2 separate regions of the Homo sapiens genome follow, and region 1 is linked to region 2. A link is a loop called in an ENCODE intact Hi-C map of the cell type or tissue named here. Cell type or tissue: PC-9. All regions are shown on one strand. Links, peaks and the distances in the headings refer to the core of each region. The heading gives the core; the rest is flanking DNA.

The links. Peaks named below come from ENCODE experiments on the same cell type or tissue, not always from the same donor. Only the 100,000 strongest peaks of a DNase experiment are listed, where the experiment ranks them.
Region 1: a loop joins it to region 2, with 4 times the contacts of the local background. A loop is called at or near these places in 6 of 110 quality-filtered maps.

The regions. Positions count from the first base shown.
Region 1 is chr5:91,213,974-91,224,094 of GRCh38, forward strand. All of the region lies in intron 3 of LOC107986432 (a long non-coding RNA gene), which reads right to left. Among named protein-coding and RNA genes, the nearest start is that of LUCAT1, 95 kb to the right of the region's middle. In PC-9, for the core only: CTCF peaks have their summits at 5,938 and 6,138; a DNase peak (open chromatin) is centred at 5,498; H3K27ac peaks cover 2,095 bases.
Region 2 is chr5:91,158,377-91,168,497 of GRCh38, forward strand. ADGRV1 (adhesion G protein-coupled receptor V1) reads left to right here. Exons shown (of 90, transcript NM_032119.4): 90 at 5,406-6,061. The coding sequence ends at 5,524. All of the region lies in intron 6 of LOC107986432 (a long non-coding RNA gene), which reads right to left. Among named protein-coding and RNA genes, the nearest start is that of LUCAT1, 150 kb to the right of the region's middle. RefSeq lists enhancers at 4,330-4,379, 4,400-4,529. In PC-9, for the core only: no CTCF peak of the experiment used is centred there; DNase peaks (open chromatin) are centred at 4,535 and 4,885; H3K4me3 peaks cover 608 bases; H3K27ac peaks cover 2,500 bases.

The DNA.
Region 1 (10,121 bases), core at 4,577-7,076, 57 kb after region 2:
CTGCCATGATTGTAAGTTTCCTGAGACCTCCCCAGCCATGCAGAACTGTAAGTCAATTAAACATCTTTTGTTTATAAATTATGCAGTCTGAGGGTAGTATCTTTATAGTAGTGTAAGAACATATTAAAACACATCCCTCTGGAAATTTAATAATGATGGTAGTTGTATTTGTTTCCTAGGGCTACTGTAACAAAGTCCCGCAAAGTAGGTGGCTTAAGTAGGAGAAATTCATTGTCCCACAGTTCCAGAAGCTAGAAGTCCAAGATCAAGGTGTCAGCAGGATTGGTTCCTTCAGAGGGCTGTGAGGGAGAATCTGTCCCATGCCTCTCCCCTAGCTTCTGATGGTTTTCTGGCAATCTTTGGTGTTCCTTGGCTTCTGCAATATCACCCCAATCTCTGCCTTCATGTTCATATGGCATTCCCCCATATGCATATCTGTATCCAAATTTCCCCCTTTGTAAGGATACCAGTCATATTGGATCCGGGCCCACTCTACTCCAGTAGGTCCTCATCTAGCCAACTACATCTGCAACAACCCTATTTCCAAATAAGGTCACATTCTGAGATGCTAGGGATTAGGACTCCAGCATGTGAATTTTTGAGGGACAGAACTCCACCTACAGTGGGGGGGTTATGAAGCTCAGATGTATTAGCCTCCCTGTTTGTCCTTACTTTGAGATAAAGCTTAAAAAGAATCTTGTCATCCAAATTAGACTCTTTTCTGCCAAAGGGCAGCATTCTGACTGAAGAGGAAGGTTGGGATGGAAGGCAGCCATGGCATCCAAGGCACGGGCCCCACGTGAAACAACAGTAATACTAAGAATTTACTTTCGTAACTGATAGCTCTTAGAAAAAGAGGCGTATTTGTAACCCCAGTTACAGTACTTTGCTTTGACTGAAAAGTCAATTTCAACTGTTCATTATGAGCACATTCCTTTTCCCTGAAGTTCCATCAAAATGCAAATATAGACATGTGGGACATGAGGGATCTTCTTGCTTTAACAAACACATATACAAAATGATTTCTAGCAATTAAAATGACAGCTTCAATAATCATCTGATCTCTCACATCATCTGCCCCTTGAATCATAAATATAGTCATGAGAGAGCCTTCAAAAACATTAATTGGAGCAAATGATGTATTTTCTCATTTTCTTTAGAGTTTTCCTCAAAAATTTCATAGAAGCATCAAATTAATGAGCTTGAAACAATTGTGGGAATTGTTCAGTGTAGGGATTTCGAGGGGTGCTCAGGAAAGCCCTGAGAGTTCATTCAAGTCCAGAAGGGTAGAGGCATGTGTGGTGGGTGGGTAGAGTAGTGGGGCAATGGGGAGGAGACTGGGAGGAAAGAGATTCTGGACAGTTGGCCCACCTGCAGCCCACCTGATCAGGGCACTCTCCTTTCATCTAATGTACATATTGTTGCTATGTTTGAAGAAAGTATTTCACATTTTATAAAAGTAAGAAAATTTAGACCCAGAGAAATTGTGATTTATTGAAATTCCTGTAGCTAGCCAAGTGAGCAGCAGAGCTGAATGAGAATCAAAGTTTTCTTCTGTCCATCCATACATACTAAGCTACATCTCTCCCAACTTCATACAAATGCAAGAAGGAAACTCACTACAGGTTCATTTAAGGCAAATATGCTGTCTGCCTTGATCTGGTGATTTATGACAACTCAATCCATGTCTTCATAAAAATAACCAAGCTGGCTAGGTGCAGTGTGGCTCATGCCTGTAATCCCAGCACTTTGGGAGGCCAAGGTGGGCGGATCATGAGGTTAGGAGTTCAAGACCAGCCTGGCCAACATGATGAAACCCCATCTCTACTAAAAATACAAAAATTAGCCAGGTGTGGTGGCAGGCGCCTGTAATCCCAGCCACTCGGGAGGCTCAGGCAGGAGAACTGCTTGAACTGGGGGGACGGAGGGGGCAGTGAGCAGAGATCACGCCATTGCCCTCCAGCCTGGAAGCCTGGGTGATAGAGCAAGACTTCGTCTCTAATAATAATAATAATAATAATAATAATAATAATAACCTAAGCCTAAATTGGGGCATTTTTAGCTTAGCCCTTTCAACATAAAATATTTTTATGATATAAAGATGTAACTTTTATGTAATGACTATTATATTTCAAGTTAATCACAGATCTAGACCTTTATTCTTCACCTGCAATTCTTTTCTTTCAGCTCAATGAAGAGCATCTAATTTTTAAAGGACCAGTTAGGGCCAGGCGTGGAGGCTCACGTCTGTAATCCCAGCACTTTGGGAGGTTAAAATGGGTGGATCACTTGAGGCCAGGAGTTTGAGACTAGCCTGGCCAACAAGGGAAGACTCCGTCTCTACTAAAAATACAAAAATTAGCCAAGCGTGGTGGTGCACCCCTGTAATCCCAGCTACTTGGGAGGCTGAGGCATGAGAATGGTTTGAACCCAGGAAGTGGTAATGGGGTGAGCAAAGATCATGCCACTGCACTCCCACCTGGGTGACAGAGTGAGACTCTCTGTCTCAAAAAAAAGGCCCAATTAGCACAACTGAAACTGATCCAGCCAGAGAAGTGTTCCATCAGGTAAAACATTACATAAGGTTAAGTTCACTGGGCATTAGTTAAATGGGCTATTTTAAATAAATATACTCCCTGTGTTACATTTTAATATGAGCAATCTCTTTCTTACATGTGCCCAAGTGGTCCTGGAAATTCCCTCCTCTTCCCTCCACATGGCAGCCACTCATTCTTATTTAGGGTAGAGATGAATAACACTTAGAGAGGAGCAGGGATGGCAAAAGGAAAGGAGGGGCCAGGCACAGTGGCTCATGCTTGTAATCCTAGGGCTTTGAGAGGCCGAGATGGGAGGATCGCTTGAGGCCACGAGTTCGAGGTCAGCCTAGTCAACATAGCAAGACCTCATCTCTATTTTTAAAAAAATTGACTAATTAATAATAATAATTTAAAAATAATAAAAGGAAAGGAGGCTCTCTTCCTCTTTGCAAAGAAGAAAAGGAAGGAGTTAAACACAGAAAAGGAAAAGGATCAAGGATTTGGAGAGATGAAAAATCATTTTTTCATTCCCCTAACAATCTTGGTTGAGGAAATCCAGGTGGAAGGAAAGGTGGAAGGGGGAAGAGAGAATGGAGAAAGATTGGAGGGAGAAAGCAGTCACAATAATAAGACACAGCTCATTATAGCTGTGGTTCTCCTTAACTCCTGGTTGTCCTCTCACCCAAGAACACATTTCAATTAGCTTGAGTGAGACAGAAGAGTTTATTGGGCAGATACAAAAATATCTTATAGAAAGCACACTCAGACCACAGGAGGGATTGGTATCTACAACAGCAAATTGATAAGCTGTAGGGAAAATTCTTTCCCTCTGGCTTTCTTGCTGGTTTTCTCTATTTCTCCCTTCCTCATCTATTCCTTCTCCCTCTCCCTCCCCATCTCCAACCCATGGTTCCTCATCTCTTCTCCCTGTGTGTTTTTCCTTCTTCCTCTATGTGTGCTGTTCTCTGCCGGTCCATTCGCGAGATAGGCCTGGCTTCCTGTAGCTCCAGGGAATCTCTTCATTTCAAACAACCAGTAGTTAACTGGTATTCTTGTCCCAGGTCCAAACTCTCAAGTTGAAATATTTAGTTGGCCTAGCCTAGATCAGGTGTCCACCATGGTTCCATGAGATCTGGTCAGTTAGTTCCATCTAACTGCCAAGGTATCTACTTTTGTTGGGGAGTTGGGAGAGACACCAAGTAGCAGAAAGGGGAATTACGGACTAAACAAGCAGCTTCATTTAGTTCTACAACCCTTTGCAACCTTGTCCCAGGCTCTTGCGTGGTGTCCTTAGTCTCCAGCCCCTATCCCAAGAGTTTTCAACCTCTTACAACACTGTTTCTCACGGTGTTGTCCAGGTCGCTTGCATCAAAGTGTGTTCATTAAAAATGTGGATACCTAAGCCCCTTACTCCAGACCTATTCCAGAAGCCTTGTGTGTTAAATACACCTTAGGGACTGGTTTGAAAATCTCAGTGCTAAGAAGACTGTATTGGAAAACTCACTCTGAGTTTTGAATAAACTTTTGAAATAATAATTATAGATATAATTATGATATTAATAGATAATATTTATTAAATATTATAATAATAATCCTATAAATAATTATGTTATATAATTATAGATAATATATATTATTTTATAAATAACTATTATAGATAATATTTATTATAAATAATTATTATTACAGATATTTATTATAGATAATAAATGTAAAACACTAGTTATAAAAAGTATATAGCACTCTCTAGATTAAAAGGATATTTATTTTTGAATTTCAGAAAGTACAGAGAAGTTGCTATTATGCCAAAAGTAATATGCAGAATTTTCTTCTTTATTTACATGCCATACCATTTACTTTGTGCATCCACAATTCCTATTAAGTCTGTAAGGAGCCCAAGAAATCTGCATTAGTGTTTATCACATTTCTGGCTTTTTCACAGCCATCTTGATGAGTCCCTATTCTGAGTTTATTTTCTCTTCATTTCTAGCTCTATCTAGATAATCCTAACATGTTTATCTCAATACAACTATGTACTAGGTCTCAACATCAAATGCCACTGCCACTCTCCTATGAAAGTCATCTACAACAAAACTTACGCTAGTCCTCCTTACCTACGGATTGATCATCAGTACACACTCATTTTCTCTGACTAAATTCTCTCCTTCACTATTTCTCCAAGCTTGTGCTTCTCAAATTTGGATACATACATTTCCAGGGAGGTATAATTTTAGATCAGGAGCCATAAGACAATGTTTCTCACTGGAGCATTTATTTAAGTGAGGATTTGGATGATTAAATAACTTAACTGGAAAGCAACTATATGAGTTATTTTTGTCTTAAATAAGACCTGGATATGTTAAATAGAAAGATACAAATTTACATTAAATTTTAAGAAAAAAGGTGGGCCTTCAAAAAATATGTGCTATGTCCTCCAAGTTCCCAATCTTGGGTGCCTTATTTACTTGATAATATGTTATCAGTTTAGCTGATCTTCTTGAAACACACACATTCAACAACTATGCAAGTACTAGTTTAAACGATAAGAAAAGCTTGCAGAAAAATGTCAGTCAGGCCCAGCATATCATCTCCCCTTTCTATCTCATTCTAACTGAATCCCAAGGGTCGCTGGTTTTCAAGGGGTTGGGTCAGAGCCAAAAGAAAGCAATTTCATTTTCAAGTAAGTGTAGCATTCAGTAGATCTTGAGCAAAGTAAATATCCTCGGAGCTGGTTTCATAATAGGTTCCTCCTATGAAGACTGGCTCCAACCAGTTCTTGGGAAACGTGCTTACAGACAAGAATTGCCCAACTGATTTCAGTAGACAAGAAAGTACACAGGGCAGCAGAGGTCAAGCCAATGACTGTACAGCCTATACACATCTTTATGGATAAATTAATCCCCAAAACAATGGCACATACTTACTTAGTATTAAGACTTAGATAACACAATCTAAAGAGCTCAAGGCATTCTTCATAAAAACTTAAAAGTAAACAATGATGTTCATTCTTTTCTGGCTGACAGGGTGAAAATTACCTCCATGGGGCTTGGCCATACAGATAGCTTGAGTAGACAGCTGCCCACACAGTGTAATTTGAGGGGAGCCACAAGGTTCTGTCTGTTGGAAAACATATTCCCCTTTGATTTCTCAGAGCATAGCCTTCCCCAGATTCCTGGCTTCCATTCTCACCATTAGTCACCAGAGTTAGATACTAAGTAGAAGCAGTACGTCCATAAAGTCATTGCGGAAATGTATACTTAAATGACCTGAGAGGGGCATTGGGTTTTTTCCCATTTATACAATAAAACACATTCACACATTAACATGGATTAGTTTACCTTGGTTAATTGTCAATCTGGAAAGCAAATGCTAGGATTCTGATGGCATGTGACATAAAATAGTAAGCTTTTGATGACAATTGAGGCATGGGTTTCATGGGAATCAGAAGACCTGGTTGGGCCCAGCAGAGGGCACTCTAGGAAACCAGCACAAGAAGATTAGACACAACATAGTAGAGATAGACTTACTAAATTTAGCTTTTTATTCCTTTGTAATTTTTGCTAAGCCAGCCCCGACCACCACAAAGCAAATAGGACCACTTTAAAGTTAACTGGTCATGAGTAGAGTGCCCAGGAGGCAGCAAATTGCTTCTGAATTCTGAAAGTGCCAAAACAATCGTCATCATCATCATCATCACCACTACTAAAAGCCATATACATTTCTCAATAGCTTCTGGTAGAATCAATCGCTTTCATCCCTCTGGTGGGTAATATAAAGGAGCTGGCAGAAAACATGGAGAAAGAGAATTAGAAAGGCCAGAGGAAACTCACAACTGATAAGCAGAGGCTGGGGATGGTAGTAAAAAGACAGCTAAGGCTGAACACAGAGGTTCATGCCTATAATCCTAGCACTTTGAGAGGCCAAGGCAGGAGGATCACTTGAGCTTGGGAGTTCAAGACCAGCCTGGAGCCAGGCGCGGTGGCTCACACCTGTAATCCCAGCACTTTGGGAGGCCAAGGTGGGTGGATCACCTGAGGTCAGGAGTTTGAGAGCAGCCTGGACAACGTGGTAAAACCCTGTCTCTACTAAAAATACAAAAATTAGCCGGGCATGGTGGTGCGTGGCTGTAATCCCAGCTACGTGGGATGCTGAGGCAGGAGAATCGCTTGAACCTGGGAGGCAGAGGTTGTAGTGAGCCGAGATTACGCCACTGCACTCCAGCCTGGGTGACAGAGTGAGACTCTGTCTCAGAAAGAAAGAAAGAAAGAAAGAAAAAGAAAGAAAGAAAGAAAGAAAGAAAGAAAGAAAGAAAGAAAGAAAGAAAGAAAGAAAGAAAGAAAGAAAGAAAGAGAAAGAAAAAAAGACCAGCCTGGACAACATAGCGACACCCCATCTGTACAAAAAATACAAAAATTAGCCAAGTGTGGTGGTGCACACCTGTAGTCCCAGCTACTAGGAAGGCTGAAGTGGGAGGACTGCTTGAGCCCAGGAGGTCGAGGCTGCAGTGAGCCGAAATTACACCACTGCACTTCAGACAGGGTGACAGAGCGAGACCCTGTCAAAAAAAAAAAAGACAGCTAAGATAACATCGTCACTGATTGCCACGTAAAGTAGATTGCTGGAATGGCTACAAAATTCTTTTACTATCTGACACTGGTTTGTTCACATACCTGTAAAGTATTTATAGAAATTCACAGATAGATCAGGTAGAGCCAGATCAGTTAACTCTTAGAGAGCCAGAGGACACTTTCTCCACACAGCAAATCAAATTGTTCCTGAGGAAAAGCATGGAGTTCACTTTAGGTACACAAAGATAATCCCAACATAGACTTGACAGTGTGCTTGCTGTAAAAATGAGTTTTGAAAAATTATCAAAAAAATTAATAATCAGTGATCATGTAGAGCAAAACACAGGTATCCAACACATTAGGTTAATGCAAAAGGAATTGCGGGTTTTACCGTTTTAAAAGTAATACAGCAAGGCCAGGCGCAGTGGCTTATGCCTGTAATCCCAGCACTTTGGGAGGCCGAGGTGGGTGGATCACTTGAGGTCAGGAGTTCGAGACCAGCATGGCCAACATGGTGAAACCCTGTCTCTACTAAAAATACAAAAATTAGCTGGGCGTGCTGGCGGGTGCCTGTAATCCCAGCTACTGGGGAGGCTGAGGCAGGAGAATCACGTGAACCCACGAGGCGGAGGTTGCAGTGAGCTGAGATTGCACCACTGCACTCCAGCCTGGGTGACAGAGTGAGACTCCATCTCAAGAAAAAAAAAAAAAAAAAAAGCCAGTTGCACCTATAATCCCAGCTACTCAGGAGGCTGAAGTGGGAGGATCGCTTGAGCCTAGCAGTTTGAGGCCAGCCTGGGGAACAAGGTGAGACCCCCATCTCCAAAGTAACAAGAATAATAATAATAAAAATAATAATTTGTCTTTAACAATGATCCTATCTTCTGACCTAAACCAATATAAAAGTGTTAATCTTTGATGAGAGAAGAGGATATAGGGAAGGTCAAGGGCTAGAATTGTCCCTGTCACTGTATTTATTATACCTTTTGTTGTTTATCTTGCTCCACTGTACTGTATACATTTTCTGTGTGCAGAGACAAAGTGCTTGGGCTTGGTAAATGCTCAGTAAACATTGATTGATTGAATAAACACAATACTTTACTTAGGGCTGAGGTAGAACTTGAGTGATAGCACAATTGGAGGTGATAGGAGGAAATCTAGTCAGGCTGATGGAACTTGGTGCACAGTATGTGTGCTTACGGGCAACAGGTATCAGTGATATCCAAAAAAGAAGTTCTCGACAAGCCATTGGTCAAATGGCAGAAGCCCAAATATGGGAAATCCAGAAGTGGCAGCACGCAAAAGTACATGTACATGGAGAGATAGAATTAGGAAAATCTGTCAGCCAATAGCCAAATCCCGCCATTGGATTGGTGTCAGAGGAGATTACAGTCATTGAGAAGGCATCCACATCAACAAGGCAGAGGCCAGGTTCTAGAATATAAAGTTATCAAGATAGAAATACAGATGTTTTTAGAAGTGGGAGCTTCCAAAACCAGGTTAAACGGAAGCAGTGGTTCGGTTTCATTAAGAAGGAAAGCAATAGTAGCAGTCTGGCAACAGATGTTATTGGTCCATTTTACAGATCAGAAAGCTGAGGCTCAGTGAGAATATGTAAACTTGTCGAAGGCCATACAGCTAATTTAAATTCGTGATTCTGGTTTAAAAATAAAGCCTACCTATGTCGGGTGTGGTGGCTCACACCTGTAATTTCAACACTTTGGGAGACAGAGGTGAGTGGATCACTTGAGATCAGGAGTTCAAGACCAGCCTGGCCAACATGGTGAAACCCCATATCTACTAAAAATACAAAAATTAGCCAGGTGTGGTGGCACACACCTGTAATCCCAGCTACTCAGGAGGCTGAGGCAGGAGAACCGCTTGAACCCGGGAGGCAGAGATTGCAGTGAGCTGAGATCATGCCACTGCACTCCAGCCTGGGCAATAGAGTGAGACTCTGTCTCAAAAAAAGATGTCAAAAAAAAAATAAAATAAAGCCTAGCTAAATCCAAATCCAATTATTCTTCTTTTTCTTACTTTAGCCTGTAACTCTTAAAAATTTAGTTACTGGAACTGGTAAGTCAGACTAGCTTTGTAACTCGATTTTGAATCTTTCAGACATCTTGCAGCACTGGACTAGAACTCCTCAAATTAGCTCTTAATGGTTGCAGAGCTGGGGATGGAGCTGAAACTACAACAATGGTTCTCAACCTTGCCTGCACATTGGAATTATCTCCAGTGTTTAAAAAATGCAGATGCCTAGGTTCCACCACCAGAGATGATAATTTAATTGATCTGAGGTATGGCTCATGCATCAGGACTTTTTTTTTTTTTTTTTTTGAGACGGAATCTCGCTCGGTCGCCAGGCTGGAGTGCAGTGGCGCAATATCAGCTCACTGCAACCTCCGCCTCCCGGGTTCAAGAGATTATCCTGCCTCAGCCTCCTGAGTAGCTGAGCCTACAGGCATGCGCCACCACACCCAGCTAATTTTTGTATTTTTAGTAAAGAAGGCGTTTCACGATGTTGGCCAGGATGGTCTCAAACTCTTGACCTCGTGATCTGCCCACTTCGACCTTTCAAAGTGCTGGGATTTACAGGCGTGTGCTACTGTGCCTGGCCACATCAGGATTTCTTAGGGTCCCCCTAGATGATTCTAATGTGCATCCAAGCTGGAAACTACTGGCTTAGAAGCAGAAGTCAAGAGGCCTCAGCTGTTTGCAGAGGAAACCTATGGTCGCTTGTATATTTCAATGGGATAGGAAAAATACTAGAAGACTCATGGGCTTGCATTTTTTTTTTCTTGAACAAGTGGACCATAGCCGACTCTTTGTTTTTCCAGTTTAACCTTAGAAAATATGCCCAAAGTCAACAGGTATACAATTAACCTTACAAGTCAAATGGTTCCATGTTCTTAGATTCTAAGTGCTAGTTGTGTGTGACCCTAGGCAAGGTTTTAGAACTGAATCTCCCAAATTGCTCATTACTATTCTATGCTTGGCTAAAACTCTTACATCA
Region 2 (10,121 bases), core at 3,486-5,985:
TGTGGTTTTTACATCTTAATAGAAAACCCTTAAAAACCAAAACCTACAAGGTGGAAAAAAGTTCATTTTTACTTGTGGGACTTCAGGGACTGTGGTAGCATCAGATGAAAGATCAAATTTGAAAATCCTTCTCAAATTGTACCACCTGTTAATCAGGTTTGTTCTATGTACTTCCCTTCCCCTAAGATCCTGCACTAAAATATGTGTCAGAGAGTATGTAATAATCAAGACAGAGGTTAATAAGTCTCAAATGAGCAAGTAGGTCACAAGAATAGGAAGCATGGTCCATCCAATGCAAATTCCACATAGAAGCAGGAAGGGTGGCCAGGTGAACATGTAGAAATAAGAATCTGGCCTAGTCCTGGGCCAGAGTTTATGTTCTGAAAAACCAGGATTCATCTCAGTATCCCTGGAAATGTAGCAGTGCTGAGTATCTCAGTTGATGCTCCATATTGGATGGATACATGGATGGGTGGATGGATGGATGGATGGATGGATGGATGGATGGATGGATGGATGGATGGATAGATGCATGGGATTCAGGAAGAGTGACTAGGCCTTTCAATAGCCACTGATACTATCTCCTGTGCCCTTTTAATCTCCCTTACAATTCATCATCTTTCAGTTAGGAATAATGTTCAGATATTCAAGCACATACTAAAATGCTTGCATTAATTCAGTAGGTAGAATGCCTTTACTGAGTGCAATAGAGAGAATTTAATGTCAGAATGCCATTGCTCTAAGGGGCAAGGAGGAGACCTAACACTCTTTAGCTAAGACATTCTCTTTTTAATTATGTTAAGATTAACCATGAGAAAGACTATATCTCTAAGACAGAAAGCTTAAGTAGTCAGTTTCCAGATTAAAAAAATCATCACTTCTTTACAAGCATTTACAAATGCTTGTCAGCAGGCTCCAAATTCATGTTTGACAGCTACAAATGAATTCTGATGTGGGCAAGACAGTGTTTTTGAAGCCACTGTGTTAGTGCATACTTTGTTGCATACTTCAAACTTATATTAAAGGCAAGTATATTAAAATTGTTTGATCTAAAATAGAAGCCCTGGCCCATAAAACAGTCATGGACTTCTTTTTCAATCTAATTTTAACCATATTACATTTTTAAAAATTTAGAAAAAGAAAACACTATTGACGTTTTAAGTTTTTAAGTTAAAATATTCGACTTTCTATGAGAAATCCACATTTCACTCTCAAAAAAGATGACATAATGTCCTTCAATTATTTGTTCTTGAAGTACATCGGCACTTCCACAGGCAAATGAGACACTGAGTTCTAGACTAGTGGTATCCTGATTATTATTAGTTTTTTTTTTTTATTTTAAATAGAGCTGTCTAATGTATCATCAGTGTCCCCAACCAGGACTTTAGGAGAATGGGAACAGTCACCCTGGGACAGCCTCCATTTTAGGGAAGAGGAGAAAGTTCAGAGCAAACTAGAACAAAGACTCAGGATGAGGGTAGGATGGAAAGGAATGTCTCCATTTACATGCTTAACAAGGTGTGCCTTGAGTACTGGCATTTCTGTGTTGATCCCAAGTTGACAAGATTCCTGAAAATGTCAAGCTTGGAACATATTGGGCTTAGAAAGGAGTCTTTCTTCAGCGAGGGCTTCTCCCAGAATGACTAACCTGATTCCCCACCATCCCCAGCCCCCTAGCCTCCTGGTGTTATCCCAGGCCAATGACATCAATGTCATGGTAAACATTTCCATATGGGAAACCTAGAAATGATTTATTTTTCAGTTAGAAGAAAATAGATGACAAGTCCTTGAACACAAATGAAAACATTCAGAATCAAGGCCCAAAATACTCAAACTTCTCCAAGAACTCATCAATAAATTTCTCTTTGCAAGATATCCCATCAAACCACAATGACTTATTTAACTTCAAGAACTTATGCAGCCCAGTGTAGTAAACAAAGTTAGGTAAGAATCAAAATGGAAAGGTGGAATTTTGAAAGATTTTGAATTTTTTCCTCAGAAAAAGATGGAAGGGGTATGGTCTTTGGATCATTGTCACATTGATGTGGGCCACTCAGCTAGCACCTCTCATCCTCACTCAGTCCGTGCATCTGTAAAACAGGACTGATACTCACCCTATCCTAACCAAAGTATATTAAAATGTTAAGAAAAGATGAAGCTCATGATGAATGTAAATTATTACTTTTAGTTCCTTTATAATTGCCTGTTCTATTGACCAAAGGAAAGTGTCCCTGTTATCACAGTCGCTGGATTTTTCTTAAACTTTTGGTTTGAAATTTAAGCATGGAAACACCTTTCAGAAAATCAGGATACTTACTGCAAACTACCCGCCTATACCATTTAATGAATTGCAAAGGGATGGGAGACCTGGTTTGTGCTCCCAGGTCTCGGCATGTTATACTTGTGTGTAATATATGCCTTTTCTGAGTCTCAGTGAGGGATGAGTATCTGGATATTTGTGCATTTCTTTGAACTTGGAAGAAATTGCAAAGGAGGATGATGAGATGGGTCAGTAGATGTGGTGACTCAAGACGAGTCTAGAACTTGCTTACATATCTTGAGTTGCTAAACAAGCTCAGCATGCTTTCAATAAGGCAGAGCTTGTCTTTCTAGTGTGCCTTGTCCCAGTTGTCATCACATGCTTTATGATGATATTCCTAGTGGGATTTAGAGTAGGCAGACACTGAAATCACTGGGAGTTGGTACTAGTTAAGTCATTCGGCCTCAGTCTTCCCTGAGGCTAATCATGGGGTCCTCTCTGTTCCTCCCTAGTGCTTCCATATTTAGCTCTTCCTTGCTACAGGCCCCAGGGCCTTAGTCACCTCCTTATAGAATGGCCACTGTCTCGCCAGTTCACTGAGGTTCTTCCACATAACACGGTTCTCCTGTTCCCAGCAGAGAAGCATGGGCCATTTGTCCTTCGAAGGCCTGGAAGTAGACACAAATGTTACCTTCGGGGGCCAAGCATTATTTATGGTAGTCCATAAATGATTGAAGAGGGCTGGGTGAAAACAGAGACAAACTGAAGGACTGCCTGGTCCATGGGTTTTTTGTTGTTGTTTTTTGTTTTGTTTTGTAATGCGGAAATGCAGGCCCAATGTTGCCTGATCTTCTGGTTGTTGTTTTTGTTAGTTTTTTTTTTTTTTTTTCAAGAGAAACCAGAAATCTGATTTTTTTGATGTGAAATGTATTAATTGGTAAATTTTAGCAACTTAGTAAATTTTTAAAAATACATTGTCACTGGCAATATTCTGGTTCTTGAAGAAAGGAGTTTATGAGTGTTTGTTAAGCATTTTGCTTTATGGCTTATGTATACATTGTAGATAGGAGTATTATTAAATTTATCATCAAAACCTGGGCAGTGTGAGAGAATAAAGGGGAGGTGATTAATGATTTTGTCAGGGATGAGAACTTTTCACATTTTATGTCCTCCAGCTCCCTATTTTGAGGAGATGGAAAAATAAGTATCTGTAAAAAGGTATAGAGATGGGCCCTGATGGGCAGGCAGGAAGACATTCAGGCTGGAATTAACATGGTGCATTCAGGGCATCAGGAGACCTGATCAGTTTCAGAGAAAGCGCTCCAAAAGGCAATGGTTGGGATACATCTATTTGATAGGCTAGAGACAGATTAAAGACTGATATGAAAGCCAAAGCAGAGGGTTCCCAACTCAGTGTAACTGGCAATAGGAACTAACACTCGTTCTTGAGAAGGAGAGGGCAGTGGAATACAGAACAGACCAGAGGAACAGAACAGGAGATGAGATGGAGCAGGCAGGTTCACGACTTAGGATGCAGAGCACAGTTTAATACTACATTCAGCACACATTTGCTGAACACCTGCAGTGTACTGAGCACTGTCCTATGAGCTAGGAGACAGAAAGATAGGAAGGACATAATCCAGTGGGGGGGTCAGAAATTTTAAAAGAGAATCATCATGTTTCAAGGGATAGCAGAGTTGATATTGGTAGGAAGAGTGGAGGCAGCCAGATGAAGGAGGTGGGAAGTGAGAAGAGCACCCCAGGCAGAGGTGCCAGCATAAGAACGTCGTGTGAAAAGGCAGTGACCTGCTGCTCCGTGTCCTGAGCTTGGAAACCCTAGTGAGACATTAGGAGAGAGTGCAGGCAAGAGGATCCTGCAGGCCTTGAGACAGGGCAGAAAACAAGGCCTCCAGAAATGAGGCAGCAGGAGGAAGTGTATGAGAAAGCAGAATAGATCTAGAAAGAGCCAGCAGATCAGAGGATAAGATGGGCAAGTACCATGTCACAGAAGCAAAGAGAGGAAGTGGAGTTTCAACAGCGGCCTTTAACAGAGAGAGTGCGAAGGTCAGAGACCCAGAAGAAGGAGGGCTTGGCTAGAAGGTCACTAGTAGGCTCTGGCTTCCATCTCCAGATAGGCTAAGATTAAGCCAATTCACCATTTTCCCACAACTGTCAACTCTGCAGAATTGCCTTTTCTTCCTCTCAGACAGAAAGGGAAATCCCAGCTGCCTGAGCAACCGGTTTTTCACTTTCCTCCTTGTTTGCAGAGTCTAGTGGGGCTGGCCCTGGTAACCTCTGGTGATTCATCCAGCACACCCTATGACCACATCCCCATTGTGTGTGTGTAGAGAGGATGAGAGTTTATGTGTTCCTCTGAACGTTATTACAAAAGAAAAGAACATTGTTCTCTAGAAATATGAAAGAAAAAGAAAAGAACAAGGTGTTACTCTAGCATAGTTTTTTCTCAATTATCTGAGTTGTGAAAAAAAAAGTAATGAATAGTGGAGCTTCCTCAAAACAGATTCTGAGCGCTGTCAGTAGTTAACAGTAACTACTGTGGTGGAATTCCTGTGTGGATCTATTTTGGCACTGTGTTACGTAATTATTTTTATCTTAGGATCAGATCTGAATCATTCAAAGCCAATGTCTTCAGGGCACTGGTGTGACTCCAGGTGTTCTCACATGCCTGTCTTTCTTCTCAGATCACTGCCCAACACTGAATCTCAAGTGATGGACCTCAGTGCATATGAATTCGGGGCCTATATGTTTTGTAACAGCAAATCCTACCCCACTGGTGAAAAAGTCTAATAACCTGACTGATTTTCTATTTTGATGAGCCCTCAATTGAGAGATTATATTGTGGTAGTAGGTTACACCTGCCCACCATGTGAAAAACAAACAGTAAAGATTGAGAACCCAAATGTGTGTCTTTAGAAATTAATCCGTACAATTTAAAAAACTGCCAAAGGAAATGTAAAAGATAGTTTCATAATTGTTAGGTATTAATAATATCTATTCTAAATGTATGGCTTATTTTTTACTAATATAATAGAAATAAACAGGCTTGGACCTAATGTAAATTGATTCTTAAGAATTCACTGCACTAATAGTTTGGATTTTTGTGTTCATTCTATTTCTGTGGCAGGTGCTGGTCTCAGTGTCAGTGATAATGAATCTGGTCAAGGCAGCCAGGAGGGGGGCACCTTGACTGACTCCCAGATCGTGGAGCTCAGGAGGATACCCATCGCCGACACTCACCTGTAGCACCTCACTAACCATTCGACTGAGCACACTTTCATATTTGTATCAGCTTTTGTGCTAAAACTCTCTAAGTACATCCACCTGTGTAATAGGAACCTGTGAATTGTACTGGATGATTAATACAAACGTGATTGTTGTATTTGGAGTATAAATTACTGATTGTATGTGACCTGAAAATTCACTGCTATAAGAAAGGTGGAGTCAGTTTGTATCAGTTAATAGGATGTTCATATTCCAAGGATATTAGTTGTTTTTTTAATCATCCTATATGGCTAACATTGTTTAATGAAAGTAATAATCAATAAAGCAATAGAATCTATTTGGTATCATCCAGCTTCATTATTGATAAAGAAACATTGTGCATGGGCAAAAAAAGCTAACTCTATATGTAGATGATGACAAGCACCCTGTGCCATCTTGCATGAATCCAGGTGATCCAGATTCAAGACTTCACTGCAACTAGAAGACTTTAATTCTGAAAACTGTAAAATGGTCTGTCTGTTGATGATCCTGCACATAAATGTTGATTGGAGTACTGAAGTTGGCCTAGTCTTTCAACAGTATGTATTTCTGCTCATTATAAAATTAGGGATCTGAACACTTCTCAGAATGAATGTTCTGTCCCCAGTTAAAAATAACTCCATCAAGCATTTTTTTCACGCAGTTAGAAGAGGATCTTTCAAACAATGCAGAGTTTGTTTTAGAGAAACATTTCTCAGTTTGGATTTTTCAGTCTTTCTTTGTCTTGGAATGAGACATCAGAAAGTCTATCCCAGAACAAACGCTGTTGTGTTCGTGATGATTTCATTGACTATAGTTCCAGAAGAATCATCAGGAACAGAACAAGTTTGTCCTGAGGAAGGCATTTTGACTTTTTATTTTGGAATTCTTAAGTATGTTTGAGAAAATCAGTATCATCTCAAGAAAGGTTAAAAAGATTAGCTAAGAGAAAATTTTGTTCTGTTAATAATTTTCCTTAGAGCCATAATTAAAAGATCCAAGTGCTTTATCATCGCTATTAAGGGTGGCTTTATTTGTTATAAAGCCTGAGGTGGCATTATTTATCTTGATAAATTATAAAATGTCTCCTTTTCCTGTGAGTCCTCCCCTTCCCCTACCCCCTTCGTCTTATATTGAGTTTCGATAAGTAGACTGTCACTGTAAGTAGAAAACAAAGGGTCAGGAGCAGTGGCTCATGCCTGTAATCCCAGCACTTTGGGAGGCCAAGGTGGGAGGATCCCTTGAGTCCAGGAGTTCAAAACTAGCCTGGGTGACATGGCAAAACTCTGTCTCTACAAAAAAATACATTAGACATCTAATTGTCTAACAAAGGCAATTGTTGGTAGCTCTTTTCTTTTCTACGTGTTGCCAAAATTTGAGAAAACCTGACCAAAAAAGGTTGCTGGGTTTCTATTGCTATTCAAATTGCCATCATGATAAAAAATCAAAAGGGCTACCTGCCACTGTTCAGCTTGATTCTTTTAAATATTGGAAGGAAAACCCAAGGTTTTACAAGCCACAGTGCTAAAAACAAATAAGATTCATATGCCAATAGCAACAATAGTTTGCCATTCTGTTTCCTCCAAATGTGCATTAAAGTGGGACACCTGCCATATAGTACTATGTAGGGAGAAGCAAATAAAATCAAATTCTCAAAAATGAAAACGGAAAGGCTAGGACTCTAACACTTCACCTGTGATCTTTCTCTTTAAGTAGGATTGGTCCTCTTTTTCTCCATGACATTTCCTTAACGCCTTTACTGAGATATCATTCACATTCCATAAAACCTATTTAAAGTATACACTTCAATGGTATTTGGTATATTACGTTATTGGAGTTTTTAAAAATTGTAGTAAAATATGTATAAAATGTATTATTTTAACCATTTTAAGGGTATAATTCAGTGGTTTAATTACATTCACGATGTTTTGCAACCATCACCTTTATCTATTTCCAGAATGTTTTCATCACTCCAAACAGAAACTCTGTATACCCCTTCTCCATCACATTTTCTTTCCTCTGTAGGAGATACCTGACATTTCCTTGGCAATGTCTTCACTTTTCTGCATTTTTGTGATTACTTTATTGCATTTGTTTTTGTTTTACGTTTTTAGTATTTTAGAACATTAAAATAAAAAAGGATTTTTCATAATTTGGATACAAGTACAGAGAGGTATGCACATGGGTTACAGGATGATGATAGAACTGGTGGAATTTCAAGACAGGAAATACCAGTTGAATGAAAATCTTAGTAAACAAAACACAGAAAAGCATTTCATTCTGGAACTTGAGTTTTGCGTTGATTTTCAATCTCTTGAGATACTTTAAGGTTTAATCAACATTTTCCATGCCTCCCAAATCTGATCACGGAAGTTTAAACATAATGGAGGTATGAAAAAAAATGCCATTTGGGAACTGAACTCCCAAACAATTTCACCTTGTGTTTACCAGCACTTAAGATCCTAAGGCCTCTGGGTAGATTTGTTTGAGGTTAAGTGTCAATCAGATAAGTAAGTGATGTTGACCTCAAAGTGTCTGGATGCCAGAGTAGATCTCCCTTGGACACCCTGACTTTGGCAGAAACAAAGAAAGCACCAAGGCCATGCCTATGTTCCATATGGCCTTCTAATTGTTAATGTCATAGACCCAGTCCTTCCAATGCTTCTCTAGCAGGATCCAAGTCAAAGGACCACATATTCAATGAGTAATATTTACAGAATGGACCAAATGACTGAGGCTGGGAAACTCTTTCATCATCTTGCATCTCTTCTACTCTTTTTTTTTTTTCTTTTTTGAGATGGAGTCTCACTCTGCCTCCCAGGCTGGGGTGCAGTAGCTCAATCTTGGCTCACTGCAACCTCACCTCCTGGGTTTATGTGATTCTCCTGCCTCAGCCTCCCGAGTAGCTTGGATTACAAGTGCACGCCAGTGCACCCAGCTAAGTTTTTGTATTTTCAGTAGAGACAGGGTTTCACCATGTTGTCCAGGCTGGTCTCAAACTTCTGACCTCAGATGATCTGCCCGCCTTAGCCTCCCAAACTGCTGGGATTACAGGCGTGAGCCACCATGCCCAGCTACTTCTAGTCTTTTTGACTGACTAGTGAAATAAAATACAACTCAGCTGAGTGATATTGAGAAAACGTAGTTCATACATTCTGATTTTATTCTTACTCAATTATTCTCACCTACCCAAACTTTTATTCCATAAAAATGTCAACACTGTAGTAGAAAAGCAAATTCACCTTTATAAACATTTAGAAACACCCAGATGCTTTATTAAACTATAGTGCATACTAGCTAGCACATGCGTGAATACATGCACAATATTCCTAAGGAAAACACATTATTTTCGTGGTAATCTATAACTATTCAAACCACCTTGACAAGTTAGGCAACTACTTTAATTAGGAATTGACTACACTGGAGATAAAAGTGTTTAACAAAGAATTTATTCAAAACAACCCAGATACTTATTGATGCTTCAGTATCATTGATTTATGGTTAACAAACATCTTTTATAAACTAAATTACATGGTTTCAAGAAGAAATGCAAATGGCGAATAACCATGCTTCCTGTCATCTGTGACAATGGGATACTGTTATCAAATACTACTGTCATGGTCCTTGGGAATACTATGGATGTCTCATTTCAGTTCCCAGCCTGGCCCCTGCAGTGGACTCAGCAACTGGATCTACCTATTAGAACCAAGGTTGGAGCCAAAGTTTCTAAAACTGACATAGCTCTAGAAATTTATGAGCACTTTCAGTACATGAAATAGTATTTTAGGACTGTGAAAAAACGTAAGTAATCACTGCTTTCTAATAGATACAATAATTCAAATTTTAGCAAGATCAAACTTTACTTTTTGCCTGTGATAAACCTTTATGAGTTTGTAAACAAATCACAAATTTGATTTTTTTTAAATTTAGGATTGTACTCCTAGCATTTGTTTTGTAACACTAATGAAGGAAAGAGACAATGCAAACCATTTCAACATCACTATTTTGAGCTTTGGTATGGTTACATTTATTTCAGAGGTAATGGGGTGTGTGTGTGTGTGTGTGTGTGTGTGTGTGTGTGACGCTGAAAAGTTCTGGGGGCCGGGTGCAGTGGCTCACACCTGTAATCCCAGCACTTTGGGAGGCCAAGGCAGGCAGATCACTTGAGGCCAGGAGTTTGAGACCAGCCTGGCCAAAATGGTGAAACCCAATCTCTACAAAAAATACAAAAATTAGCCAGGCATGGTGTCAGGTTCCTGTAAGGCTGAGGCAAGAGAATTGCTTGAACCCAAGAGGCAGAGGTTTCAGTGAGCCTAGATCGTGCCACTACACCTCCAGCCTGGGCTACAAAGATAGGCTCTGCCTCAAAAAAAAAAAAAAAAAAAAAAAAGTCCTGGGAATTCAGAGCAAGAAAAAAAGAAAAACAGGAAAATTACAATAATAATAGTTTCCATGATTAAAAGATGTTTTCAAAAGCTGACTTGTGAAGTGTGTGAAACAGTCCATCATCCTGCACCACATTATATATCCTTATTCTGCACATTCATCAAAATCATTTTGAAGACTTTTGTACATTACAGGAGGGGAGTAGTGGTCATTT